4 separate regions of the Homo sapiens genome follow, and all the other regions are linked to region 3. The links are chromatin contacts, found by Hi-C or POLR2A ChIA-PET in ENCODE. All regions are on one chromosome and are shown on one strand. The core of a region is the stretch at or near the end of the contact, and the rest is flanking DNA. Distances in the headings are between cores, read along the strand shown. Region 1 overlaps FBXW11 (F-box and WD repeat domain containing 11). Region 2 has its middle 31 kb from the start of UBTD2. Region 3 overlaps STK10 (serine/threonine kinase 10). Region 4 overlaps FBXW11 (F-box and WD repeat domain containing 11).

What was found. Hi-C counts contacts between places; a loop is a spot of excess contacts on that map. ChIA-PET counts read pairs that join two places held with the same protein, here RNA polymerase II (POLR2A). Pooled maps may share reads with other maps.
Region 1: a pooled map shows a loop between it and region 3 (7-fold over the local background). The contact joins two enhancer-like sites. A Hi-C loop is called at or near these places in 2 of 37 single-sample maps with no recorded cell type and 10 of 50 pooled maps. POLR2A ChIA-PET finds 5 or more read pairs at or near these places in 1 of 52 experiments (activated naive CD8-positive, alpha-beta T cell).
Region 2: a map of GM12878 shows a loop between it and region 3 (11-fold over the local background). The contact joins two enhancer-like sites. A Hi-C loop is called at or near these places in 1 of 168 maps with a recorded cell type or tissue (GM12878), 2 of 37 single-sample maps with no recorded cell type and 4 of 50 pooled maps. POLR2A ChIA-PET finds 5 or more read pairs at or near these places in 2 of 52 experiments (WTC11 and activated CD4-positive, alpha-beta T cell).
Region 4: a pooled map shows a loop between it and region 3 (6-fold over the local background). The contact joins two enhancer-like sites. A Hi-C loop is called at or near these places in 3 of 37 single-sample maps with no recorded cell type and 7 of 50 pooled maps. POLR2A ChIA-PET finds 5 or more read pairs at or near these places in 2 of 52 experiments (GM12878 and activated CD4-positive, alpha-beta T cell).

The regions. Positions count from the first base shown.
Region 1 is chr5:171,956,438-171,959,949 of GRCh38, forward strand. It overlaps FBXW11 (F-box and WD repeat domain containing 11), which reads right to left. Exons shown (of 14, transcript NM_001378974.1): 2 at 1,160-1,261. Among named protein-coding and RNA genes, the nearest start is that of FBXW11, 48 kb to the right of the region's middle. Within about 2 kb of position 1,499, at least 6 of the 41 ENCODE cell types and tissues checked have a DNase peak (open chromatin) inside an H3K27ac peak, as active enhancers do.
Region 2 is chr5:172,313,605-172,316,793 of GRCh38, forward strand. No RefSeq gene overlaps it. Among named protein-coding and RNA genes, the nearest start is that of UBTD2, 31 kb to the left of the region's middle. RefSeq lists enhancers at 2,116-2,205, 2,236-2,325. Within about 2 kb of position 1,812, at least 4 of the 41 ENCODE cell types and tissues checked have a DNase peak (open chromatin) inside an H3K27ac peak, as active enhancers do; they include GM12878, where a contact is called at or near this core.
Region 3 is chr5:172,109,894-172,113,382 of GRCh38, forward strand. All of the region lies in intron 4 of STK10 (serine/threonine kinase 10), which reads right to left. Among named protein-coding and RNA genes, the nearest start is that of STK10, 77 kb to the right of the region's middle. RefSeq lists an enhancer at 1,195-1,664. Within about 2 kb of position 1,543, at least 25 of the 41 ENCODE cell types and tissues checked have a DNase peak (open chromatin) inside an H3K27ac peak, as active enhancers do; they include GM12878, where a contact is called at or near this core.
Region 4 is chr5:171,977,081-171,980,360 of GRCh38, forward strand. The region is part of intron 1 of FBXW11 (F-box and WD repeat domain containing 11); the gene reads right to left. Among named protein-coding and RNA genes, the nearest start is that of FBXW11, 28 kb to the right of the region's middle. Within about 2 kb of position 1,636, at least 3 of the 41 ENCODE cell types and tissues checked have a DNase peak (open chromatin) inside an H3K27ac peak, as active enhancers do; they include GM12878, where a contact is called at or near this core.

The DNA.
Region 1 (3,512 bases), core at 249-2,748, 150 kb before region 3:
CGCTCTCCAGTTAACTGTGTTAGTGAGGTTCCAGTACAGTTCCCCAAAGAAAGCAATTTGAATCAATAACCACACCAGTGCTACTCTGAATGTTTGCCAATAAGTAAATAAAATGCCTGACTCCAATATGAAGAACATTTTCCTCCTTCCTGGCTCCCCAGCTCCATTTAAAAATTGTAAACATGAATAGAAAGATAAACTTGAGAACAGCAAAGTCACCCATGCCATCAATAATATCCCTCTAACTCAGTGCCTAATTTTGCAGTTTTCCTCAAACAGGACAGTCTCAACCAGATGCCAGGAATTTAATATGGCTTTTCAAAGATATATCAAACTGTCTGGAATATGCAGTGATGAAAACTGAATATTGCTACTGAAACCATATTTAATTAAACACATGCTTGCTCAGAGCTTCAGAAATAAAGCTACAATGTTTTCTTCCTTGGCTCTCTTAGAAGCCACCCCAACAAGAGAGGGTCACCAGCTGCACTCCTGCTAACAGTTCTATCCTGAGCAACCCTTTCCCATCCACCCCCAAAAAGTTTTACTTTTATCTGTGGAATTCTCTGCCGGCCTCGGCCTGGAAAACTGGGTGGACCCTGAGGACAGGTGTCAGATCTGGCCTTTGGGAGGTGGCCCAAACTGACAAATTATTGGCAGCATAAAGCTATGATCTTTATAAACTTCAGTTTGAGGCTTTATGCCAGTAGTGATTCCCTCCCCGCTCCTTTTTTGAAGAGGGGAGAGAAAGCAAGCCAAAAGGATGAGTTTCAAAATAGAAAAAAATCACCACTTTAATTATGAAACCCTCCCAACTCAACAAAGAACTGTTAAAGGTAGCCAAATGGAAAATGTCAGGAGTTTTTTTTGGCACATGCGCAACTATTAAACATGAGAATTACAACCTCAAGGTGAGGGGAAAAGAGTAAAAAGCAGGAGCAGAAAAGGGGAGGACAGGGCCCAGCCAAAGACCCGTTTGCTCAAAAGGGCCCCTCTTGGTACTAACTCCTCCATGTGGGGCACCCAGGCTGGAGGAAAGCAGAGGGTTACACAGAACATTTAGCAGACTTAACATTGGATTAAACACACTACTGCAAGTTTCAACAAATGTTCATGGCATACGTAAAAACACATTTACAACAAGAAAGAAGAGAGGCACCTGGAGACATCTGACACTGGGCATGCTCTGCAGGCAACTCAGTGCGCACATGCTCTCTACCAGGTTGGCGCAGCCTAGCCACAAAGACCTTGGCACAGAACACTGCAGGATGACAAAAAGGAAGGAAGAGAAGAAGCAGTTAGAGGCCGCAACAAATCACTCCTTCACACAGGCAACTTGAATGTTAGTTGGGGCAGGGGGTGCACCCTTGGCAGTTTGGAGGTTAGGGATGGTCCCAGACAGCTCACTGAAACCTTGGGGGAGGGCCCACTTGATGTTCTATGGAAAGGAGGTTTCTGCTGCCAACCACTAATTTCTCAGGGTACAGTGAATAGAATCAAGAGGGACAGAGAGAATGTTTAAACAAAAACCCACCAAAGGGAACTGTGAAAGTTTGAGTGCAAAACAAGATTAGTGGTGAGATTGTCGACTACAATTTCATCAGTGCCACAGTTTCTCGTCTATGTCACATAACCATAATTGTCATCGTTGTTTAAGAACCTACAAAACCACAAAAAGTGCTATTTGCCCAGCACTTTACATTTGTTCTCTAATCCTCATATCATTGTAAGGAAACCGAGGCTCAAAGGTTAAGTGATTCGCGCAAGGACACACAACAAAGGAGGGGAGAGCCAGAATTTCAAACTTTGGTTTGTCTGCTACCAAAACCCACATTCTTTCCACAAGACTATGATGCTGCTATTGTGAAAACTTATATCACCCCAACTTTTATCATGTGAGTAAAGTTTTGCACCTCCCTAAGGTAAAATCACAGGAGACCTAAAGAATAAGGCAAAAAGAACAAGAAAGATGGGTGACAGACTGATAGATAAAGGCAATAAAAGAGGTGATTTAAAATGCATGATTTTCAGTGTCATCACATCTCCACCTTCCCAAAGGAAAAACATTGGAACGTCATGATTTTCATTTTAGACTTTGTTTACAAAGTCCGTCTGACATGACTAAGAATTAAAAAGCTTATTTAATTTACCTCTTCGATCCTCTTTTAAAAGCTTGCTGATTTTAAAGGAATTAAGAAAAAAAGTAAAATATAAAATGAACATATGTACTACGGCTACTACTTAATAACCATTAGACCATACTGTAAAGTTAATAACCATTAGACCATACTGTTCAATCATTCAGATATAAAGTCAATTAATTTACTATGGCAAAATCAATACTCATGTAACAAAAATTAAAGGTGAGTGTTTGGGTTCAACCAAAACATCCCAGAAGTCTTGGACCCAAGCTCATAAACTTGTTTGTTCTAGCTATAATTAGAATAGCCAAACACCCTCATTTGCCTGAGATAGTCCTGGATGACACTTATTGTCCCCTCATAACTTTCACTCTCAAAAGTGTTCTGGTTTAGTGGATAAATTCTATTATCACCCAACTGCAATACAAACAAAGATAGCTTTGCTTGAAATCAGAGAGACCTGGGTTCCTATCTAGTATCTGTCACTTACTAGTTACAGTTCACCTATGATACACGGAATATTGAGATTACTTAGAAAAGGCATTTAAAGAATACAAAATCAGAGGAACCAAATGGAATAAAAAAATTGAGCAGCTTTCTGGTAGCAATGAAAATGACACACTTCCAAGGTGTGCCTTTATTCCAAAGCCAATACAGTGGCAATATATCATTGAAACTCCAGGTACACAAATTTTGTTGCCTCAACACTTTGCAGAGTACCAACCACAGAAGGTGCTGAATAAAATAATGAAATAAAATAATGAAAGTAGTTGCCATTTATCAAGCTTCTGTTATGTGCTAGACAGCTGAAATAGTAAACTCTCACAATAACCCTGTAAAATAGGTATTATTCCATTTTATGATGAGGAAACTGATGATCAGGAAAGAGATATCAAGCAGAGTCCCATGGAATTTTTTTTCCATTAAGAAAAAAATTTTTTTAATTAAAACAGAAAGGAGAGCCTGATTTGTTAAAACAGCAACACAGACCAGGAATGGTGGCTCACACCTATAATCCTAGCACTTTGGGAAGCCAAGGTGGTCAGATCACTTGAGGTCAAGAGTTGAAGACAAGCCTGGCCAACATGGTGAAACCCCGTCTCTACTAAAAACACAAAAATTAGCCAGGCGTGTGGTGGCACACACCTGTAATCCCAGCTACTTGGGAGGCTGAGACAGGAAAATTGCTTGAACCTGGGAGTCAGAGGTTGCAGTAAGCCAAGACCACGCCACTGCACTCCAGCCCAAGCGACTGAGCGAGACTGCCTCAAAAAAAAAAAAAAGAAAAGAAAAGAAAAGAAAAAAAACCAGCAACTTGTCCAAGGTGCAGGGGAATAAGGGCTAACTGATGGCAGAATTAGGACTAGTAAA
Region 2 (3,189 bases), core at 562-3,061, 200 kb after region 3:
CTGAAACAACTCCCCAAATAACCAATAAATTGTTAATTTGTTTTTTTTTTTTTTTTTTTGAGACGGAGTCTCACTCTGTTGCCTAGACTGGAGTGCAGTGGCACGATCTTGGCTCACTCCAACCTCTGTTTCTCGGGTCCAAGCAATTCTCCTGCCTCAGCCTCCCGAGTAGCTGGGATTACAGGCACCTGCCACCACACCCAGCTAATTTTTGTATTTTTAGTAGAGACAGGGTTTCACCATGTTGGCCAGGCTGGCCTTAAACTCCTGACCTTAAGTGATCCACCTGCCTTGGCCTCCAAAGTGCTGGGATTACAGGTATGAGCCACCATGCCCTGCCAACCAATTGTTTAGAAGAGCCTTTTCTTCTGCCCATGAATTTTGGAGGAAGTAAACTTGCAGCTGCTTGGAGTCCCTAAAAGGGAAAAAATTGGGGCTGCTCTCCAGTTGGCGAGAGCCTACCCAAGCGGGACACTAACATAGAGGAAAATACAGCTGAGAAAGAGGAAGAATCCAACCCCTGAGAAATAATCTGAGCCAAATTCAGCAATGCTTGAATCTACCCCGTGGAATTTTCAGTTTCGTAAGTCAGTAGTTTTAAATTTTATTTCCTGTAAGTCTCAGTTGAGTTTCTCTCACTTGAGGGTAGGAAAGGTTTTATTTGTCTTTGTCTCCCAAGTACTCAGTGTTAACTCATAAAGAAGCATCCTTGTGTGCCATATTAAAAGACTTAGGGCTGGGCGAGGTGGCTCACTCCTGTAATCCCAGCACTGGAGGCTGAGGCAGGCGAATCACTTGAGGTCAGGAGTTTGAGACCAGGCTGTCCAACATGGTGAAACCTTGTCTCTATTAAACATACAAAAATTAGCTGGGTGTGGTGTCAGGTGCCTGTAATCCCTTTTACTCGGAAGGCTTAGACGAGAGAATCGCTTGAACCCCGGGAGGCAGAGGTTGCGGTGAACCAAGATCGCGCTACTGCACTCCAGCCTGGGGGACAGAGTGAGATGCCATCTCAAAAAAAAAAAAAAAAAAAAAAGGCTTAGGCTTGATCCCCGGCAAGTGAGGAGTAACTGAGGAGCTGTAAGCAGCAAAGCTATATGAAGCGTTTCATGCATTGGAGCTATGGGTGGGTAGACCTTTCAAAAGCAAGCAGTGGCGTGAACCTGGGAAGCGGAGCTTGCAGTGAGCTGAGATCGCGTCACTGCACTCCAGCCTGGGCGACAGAGCGAGACTCCGTCTCAGAAAAAAAAAAAAAAAAAGCCAAGCAGTGGCAGACATGAAATCTTTACCTCATAGCCCCACCCAGCTGAAATTACACACCCTCTGACAACAGGAGGCCAGGGACCAAACTGAGTTGTACACTCCCTGTATAGGTATGTAAGAGATAGGGCTTCTGTTCTCCCCATTCCTCCCTCTCACCATACCTGGACTGCTTTTGGAAGGAAACTTCTAGGGGTCCATGAGGCAGGCCTGCACACATTCCAAGCAGGCAGTAAAGCGCATTTCATTCTGCATGGTGTCATCAGGCATTCGTTAAAGGAATATATGACCTGTGGGTGATTAAAATCTAATGAAAACAGGCATTCTCAGAATGACTTCCAGAATCCAGGCAAGAGAGCACTGTTAAATGTCTGGAAATTATTGTACAGTTAAAGCACCCACACTCCCTTCTCTCCCAGACAACCCTGGGTCAGAATTGATCTTCCCTGTCTTTGTTCTTCTACTGTGCTCATAATCTCTCAAGTGCAACACGGATCGTGATATTGTCAGAGGTGTGTGAACCAGAACAACTCTGTCTTGAATAGGAGCTGAGTAAAGTGAGGCTAAGACCTGCTGGGCTTCATTCCCAGACTGTTAAGGCATCCTGAGTCACAGGATGAGATAGGAGGTCAGCACAAACACAGATCATAAAGACCTTGCTGATAAAACAGGTTGCAGTGAAGAAGCCGGCAAAAACCCACCAAAACCAAGAAGGCCACGAGAGTGATCTCTGGTCATCCTCACTACTACACTCCCATCAGCATCATGACAGTATACAAATGCCATGGCAATGTCAGGGAGTTACCCTATATGGTCTAAAAATGGGAGGCATGAATAATCCACTCCTTGTTTAGCATATCATCAGGGAATAGCCATAAAAATGGGCAAACAGCAGCCCTCAGGGCTGCTCTGTCTATAGAGTAGCCATTCGTTCATTCCTTTACTTTCCTAATAAACTTGCTTTCACTCTACTCTGTGGACTTTCCCTGAATTCTTTCTTGCGTGAGATCCGAGAACCCTCTCTTGGGGACCGAGACCCCTCTCTTGGGGACCGAGACCCCTTTCCGGTAACAGCATGACTGTAAAGTGGAGTTGCTTTGTCTATATTCCCTTCTAGAGGTGAACCTTGAGGTCAGGGACAGTCTTACTCATCTTTATGGTCCCCTGCACACCCCCACAATGCCCTTAATACCCAGTTGTTCAATGGACTTGGTGAAATTTGTAATCTCTAAATAGGCCTTGTGAAACCAAACTACATATGGCCTGAGAAGGATTCTGTACGTCTTTATTTGAGTCTTTGTGGACAAACTGCAACCTAACTTAGTAAGTAGACAAGATTGAAAACCTAACTTAGGAGTATGCGCCTGTAACAATAGCTGAGTCCTGGCCAATCCCAGTGGCCATCCTTCAACCACTCATACACTGCTGAGTGTTCAAACTGTGTTCAAATAAGGCAAACGCCAACCTGTAACCAATCCGGCTGTTTCTGTACCTCACTTCTGATTTCTGTATGTCGCTTCCCTTTTTTTGTCTATAAATTTGTTCTGACCATGAGGCATCCCTGGAGTCTCTCTGAATCTACTGTGATTCTGGGGCTGCCTGATTGGTGAATTGTTTTTTGCTCAATTAAACTCTCTTAAATTTAATTCAGCTCAAGTTTTTCCTTTAACAGCCTGACTTTATTTTGTTATATATATATATTTTGAGGTGGAGTTTTGCTTTAGTTGCCCAGGCTGGAGTGCAATGGCGCCATCTCGGCTCACCGCAACCTCCGCCTCCCGAGTTCACGCGATTCTCCAGCCTCAGCCTCCTGAGCAGCTGGGATTACAGGCATACGCCACCATGCCTGGCTGATTTAGTATTTTTAGTAGAGATGGGGTTTCTCCATGTTGGTCAGGCTGGTCTCAAACTCCCAACCTCAGGTGATCT
Region 3 (3,489 bases), core at 293-2,792:
TTCAGGCCACCCCGGGCACCAGTGCCTGGTCTTGAAATGAGCTGTATCCAGGAGCTCCTTTCAGACTTGCAACGTGAAACAAGGAGGCAGCACAATGCCAAGAGGCTGGGCCTGAATACGGGAGAACTTGGTTCCAGCCTCTGCTCTTCTGCTTCACTGTCCACTCACCCATTCATTCAGGTGCTCACCAGGCTCCATCAGGAGCGAGACACTAGCCGGGATCAGAGAATACAATGAGGACCCTCGGGGAATCCACAGTTTAGTTGGGGGAGCAGAGAGTAAGCAAATAAACAAACATCTACTCCTAACATGGAAAGTGTTGGGAAGACAGGACCGGGGCTACTCAAGAGTGCACAGTAGGGGGTGTGACCTCGAGGGGACGGTCATGGAGGGAGGGCTGGGGGCTTTGGAGGAAGGACAGTTTTATTCAGCATACACTAACTGCACATCTATTATGTGCCCGACACTGTTCTAGGCACAGAGATGAAAGCAACCAAGTCCTGCCTGACATGCCACATGTTATTCCCGTGGTGGCGACAGGCACCTGGCAAAACCCCCGGAATGCCTGGCAGCGAGAAGGGCCCAGGGCTGAGAAGGCAGGGAGAAGAACACAGTGCTGGGGTGCAGGGTGGGGAGCTACTTTAGACACAAACTCAGGATCTGGGGGAGGTATTTCCAGGCAGAGAAAACTGCAAACAGACTGGGAGGCAGGAAACAGCAGGCTGGAGGGACCAGCGGGGACAGGACACAGCCTGGCCGGAAGGAGGGGGCCGGGGGTGGAAGCAGATAAGGCAGGAGACGGGCAGGGCAGTTACAAAGCCTCTGAGCCTCAGTTTCCCCATCTGTGACACGGGGGTGATAGCACAGAACCATTGCGCAGGTTTTCCTGAGGATTAAATGACAAACGCAAAGCACTGTGATGCAAGGTCCACTCGTGGCAAAAGCGAGAAGATGGTGATTCTTTCACCGGCCCATGAGCCAGTCCAGCCTTTTTCAGGCTGGGGCAAGGCTGAGGCTGAACTAAGACCCCCCGGCACCTCCTGGGAGTGGTCAGGAAAGCTGGCTTCTGAGCCCCGGTTAGTGCTAACTGGACAGCAGTTGCTATATCAGGGGACAGTCTGGCCAGCAAGAGGGGACAGGGGGCCCTCAGCCTCCTGAAGTGGGACCAACAGGTGCTGCAAGTGAGGTGCAGAAGCAGGAAACCCAGGTAGAGCCTGGCTCTGCTGATGACTCTGGCAGGCGGCTCCCCTGGGCCTCCAGGGTAAGAATGGGAAGCTGGCCCCACCTTCCTGCTGGGTCAGCCAGGCCCCCCTGTGGGCCTGGCTCCCTCGCAAACACCACTAAGGGCTGGCACATCATCCCATCCCAGGAAACCTTTTGGGAACAGTGACTGCCTCTCAGGCCCAGGGTGAGGATCCCAAAAGGTGGCCACTCCCCGACCACAGGCCCTGCCGATCCCTTCCTGAGAAGAGAGACGAGAAACAGAAACCACCAACGTGCAATGACACACCGTAGGTCCCCAGGGCCTCCCTCAGGCACGCACCAGCCAGCTCTTTGGGTAGCTGCTACTTCCCCTTCTGCCCCACACGATGGGGCCCAGATGGGAGAGTGGGGCAGCCCCACCTTGCAGCCCAGAGAACTGAGCCTGTTTGCTCCCTCCGCAGAGTTTATAAGGGAGTGTCCCTTGATAGCTGATGGCTGCCCTTGAGCAATTCAAAAGGGATTTTCACCATGCAGTCTCTTCTGATGAAAACACTCCCCCTTCTCCTCCCATTTTAAAATGTATTAGAGACAAGGGCGGCGGAGATAAGGGAAATCTCCCTTTCTCCGCTGTAATTTCCATAAAGAAAGAGATCATTTCTGCTGTGGCCACAGTTGTATCCCTGGCACGTTATCTGGAGCAGGAAGCACTCAACAGGTTTATCGAATGAGCATGCTCATAAATAAATAAAGAGACAGAATTTGCTAAAATGCCTTTACTCATATATGTAAAAAATAAAACTGGGTTTTAAAAACTTGTTTGCCAGCAATTCTATTTGTAGAAATCCATCTCTAAAACCAGATCTATAATATATATGGATGCTTATAAAAGCAACAGCCAAAAAGAATGGAAAATTGGAAATCATCCAAAGTGTTGCTGGAGCTTCATTGCTGAATGGTTAGATAAGTTGTGGTTCACCCCAGCTATGAAATAACATGCAGCTCTTAAAAAGAATGAGGCTGTATTTGTATGGACTAACTTGGAAGTGTATCTCTAATACATTAATACATGTCCCAAACATGTTGCTGACTGACTGATGAGTCTTATAAAATGTGTAGCATGATTCCAGAAATGATCCAAGTGCAGGTACTCCAGTAGAAGATTATCTTTAAAGGAATAATATATGCATCTTGTGTGTACATGTCTGCACGCATGTGCATACACACACACACACACCGGTCTGGAAGTCTGCACATCAAACTTAATGTTCATCTCCCTGGAAGTGGGATTTTGGTGGGGGCAGTGCACAGAAGGGACCTTACTTTTTTTTTTTTTTTTTTTTTTTGAGACAGAGTCTCGCATGTCACCCAGGCTGGAGTGCAGTGGTGTGATCTTCGCTCACTGCAAGCTCCACCTCCTGGGTTCACGCCATTCTCCTGCCTCAGCCTCCCAAGTAGCTGGCACTACAGGCACCTGCCACCATGCCCGGCTAATTTTTTTTTTTTTAGTAGAGACGGGGTTTCACCATGTTAGCCAGGATGGTCTCGATCTCCTGACCTCATGATCCGCCCACCTCGGCCTCCCAAAGTGCTGGGATTACAGGTGTGAGCCACTGCACCCGGCCAGGACCCTACATTTTTCACTTTACACACTTTTATTCTTTTTTTTTCAGATGGAGTTTCATTCTTGTTGCCCAGGCTGGAGTGCAATGGCACGATCTCGGCTCACTGCAACCTCCACCTTCCGGGTTCAAGCAATTCTCCTGCCTCAGCCTCCCAAGCAGCTGGGATTACAGGCATGCGCCACCACGCCCGGCTAATTTTGTATTTTTAGTAGAGACGGGGGGTTTCATCATGTTGGTCAGGCTGGTCTCAAAATCCCGACCTCAGGTGATCCACCTGCCTCGGCCTCCCAAAGTGCTAGGATTACAGGCATGAGCCAACGCGCCCGACCCACTTTTGTTCTTTAAAATGTTTTTGATAGAGTGTATTGTTTCTATGGTTTAAAAAACTGAAATGCATATGTAGCAAAGTTTTTTGGTTTTGTGGGTTTTTTTGTTTTTTCTCTATTAAGTAAAACCCAGTAGGGGCCAGGATGTGGTGAAAAGAGAATTGCACACTGCACTGGGGGGGGTGTCAACTGGTATGACCAGCACGGAGGGCATGCCGGCTGCAGGATGAACAAAACCCCAACTCACTGCACACACCCAGCACTCTGCTTCTGAGAATTCCTCTTCAAGGTATGTTACAGAAAGAGACGCAAAGATCCATGAACAAGCACACTCATCA
Region 4 (3,280 bases), core at 386-2,885, 130 kb before region 3:
TGTAATCCCAGCAATTTAGGAGGATGAGACAGGAAGATCACTTGAGCCCAGGAGTTTAAGACCAGCCTGGGCAACATAGGGAGACCCCACCTTCACAGAAAATTTAAAAATTAGTCGGGTATGGTGGCACGTGTGGATCGCTTGAACCCTGCCTAGAAAGGTGAGGCTGTAGTGAGCCATGACTGCACCACTGCACTCCAGCCTGGGCAACAGAGCAAGACCATGTCTCAAAAAAAAAAAAAAAAGAAAGAAAGAAAAGAAAAAAGAAAGAGGAAGAGAAAGAAATCTCTGTTCTTTATAAATTACCCAGTCTCAGGTATTTTGTTATAGCAGCACAAAACAAACTAAGACAGATGCTGGGAATGAATATGCCATGAACTGAAGATGACAAAACAGATATGATCCTCGCCCCCATGGAGATTACTTTCTAATAAGAGCTGATTGTCTAGCAGGGGATTACGCAATACATTTGTGTATCAGTCCGTTTCATGCTGCCAATAAAGACATACCTGAGACTGGGCAAGTTACAAAAGAAAGAAGTTTAACTGGACTTACAGTTCCACATGGATGGGGAGGCCTCATAATCATGGCAGAAAGCAAGGAGGAGCAGGTCACATCTTAAGTAGAATGGCAGCAAGCAAAGAGAGAGAAGCTTGTGCAGGGAAACTCCCCTTTTTAAGAAAGATCAGATCTCGTGAGACTTATTCACTATCACGAGAACAGCATGGGAAAGACCTGCTCCCATGATTCAATCACCTCCCACGGGGTCCCTCCCACAACACATGGGAATTCAAGATGAAATATGGGTAGGGATACAGCCAAACCATATCAATTTGTAAACTACAGTTACATTAACAGCTGTAAAAATAAAAAAAGAACTGACTGCTGCTAGAGCATGACAAGGGAACTTAATCTATAAGGGTACCTAGGGGACCCAGGCATGGCTCCTAAGGAGTTGACACTTCAGCTCAACTCTAAAGGACAAGCAGAGGTTAACTAGACAAGGAAGAAAGGGTGACCCCTCCCTAATAATGAGAACAAATTATAATGCTTGTTGTAACCCTCAAGCAGGTTCAGAGGAACAGAGAAAAAGAAAAAAAAATCACTGTGACTCAAGTGCAGAAAGCGAGGGTGAAAAAGAGCAAAAATAGACAAGACTCAGGAGGAAAACAGAGGTGTCAAAGTTGGGGTTACTGACTGATGCAACCAAAATCATCAAAGGAATATCAAAGTAAAAGACAAACTACATTGGCACTTGAAACCTGTCCAGTGGTGCCCTCCACATATATAAGTTTTTTCAAGGTATTTCTATAAACATAATACAGGAAAAAACTGGACGAGAAATAGGGTTCAGTGCATATTAAGAAATAAAAGCCCACCTGAGAAGGGGAAGGAATTCCCAACAGAACCCCACCTCAAAGCAGCAAAGGCTAGTAGTAGGAGTGAGAGTCCTTGAAGCTGTCAGTGAAGCCAACAGCAACTGATCCTAAAGTGTCTCACAGAGAGCATCCAGAGCCAGAGTCTACGCAGAGAAGGGACCCAATTTCCATTTGCCATGGACAGTATGCAGAGTGAGGCAAACACTTCCACAGCTGGCTTTTAACAAAAATGGCCATTTCAATCACAAAAGGGCAGCAGCAGTGCCCCAGTCACGACAAAATCAGAAGTTCCTCACCCTAGTGATTTCCTTCCGCTACACTCCCCCATGCACCTAGAAGCAGCAGAGCAGAACTACAGCTAATTTTAACACTTCTCTTTCTTCACAAAAGAAATACGAATAGCCACAAACATTAGAAAAATACATCCAATGTCACTAGTAACTTAAATCTTTAAATCTTTAATTAAACTGAGATTTTTTGATTTATTAAAACCCTAAAATGGCATAAACATGAAGAAAGCATGTTTCATGCAGAGAATATAGTCTGTCATGTCACATCATGTTCATAAAGGTTAAGAACAGTGGGTAAAACCTTTGGCTATATGAAATACTCATGCTCTTAAAAAAAGTTAGAGACCATCCTGTGCAACATAGGGAGACCCCATTTTGTCTCTACAAAAACCCTATATTTTGTCTCTACAAAACTTCAAAAATTAGCCAGTCATGGTGTTGCATGCCTGTAGTCCCAGCTACTCAGTCAACTGAGGTGGATCACTTGAGCCTGGGAGGTCAAGGTATGAGCCACAATCATGCTACTGCATTCCAGCCTGGGAAACAAAGACCCTCTCTCAAAAAATAAATATATACATACATAATACATACATACATACATACATATGTACATGTATATGTATAGATGAAGGAAGGGAAGAATACATACCATATATTAATAGTAGTTATAATGGAAACTTTGTTCTTTTTCCATCTTACTTTACGTTTTTCATTACATTTTTCCATCTTATTTTACATTATATTTATTTTCATTTTTTCTATAATAAATGTGAATTGCTTCTGTAAAAAAAGGTAAGTTCCTATTCAATAATTTTGCAATTATTTTTTAATATATGTGTAAATAATGGTGGTGGACTAACTGGTTAACAACATGGGGGAAAAACGAACTTTGATCCCTACCGCAACCATAAAAAACAATTATTTTGAGATAGTAAAACCCTAAGACTTGTTTGAAAGCCTTGTTCCCTGGTGCCGTAAAGAAATGGCACTTGAACATAAATTTAATTTTCTCAGCAAGGCCATTTTTCTATTTTCTGCAGAAAGGGTACACTCGCCAGCAGCTTAGCCACGAGAGTACACTGAACAAACGAGACAGGGTCATTTATAACCTGACATGTCCACCCTACTGCCGTGTCCAGTTTCAATTGGCTGGAACAGGACCTCACATTTTGTATTTGTCCCGATTGGCTAGCAACTTAGAACTTTTTAAAAGAGGCAAAGGCAGAGGAGAACAAAGGAAGAAGGAAGTAACTTGTGGAATGCTGAGAAAGGTAAAAACACCTTCAAATAAGGAAGAGGAACAGGCTATGACCTAATGCTTGCTTGGACCAGTATAAGCATGCCAGGGCAAATACTTAAGCTAAATTGTGGGAGCTAAGAACATAAAGTATATTGATTTCTTTATTACAGCTAGCAGATATTTAAGAATGATGGTACAGGTCTTTGAATAAATTTTGCTTTTAAGAGAAGTTACTATTTATTCCTAACTAGATGGGGAGGAAAGTCTTTGAAGACAAACCTCTACTTTACTTTTTACAGACTTCTAGAAATAAATAAAATTACCTTGAAGACCTTAAAATTTATCAAACAGGACATGAAATACAGTAACCA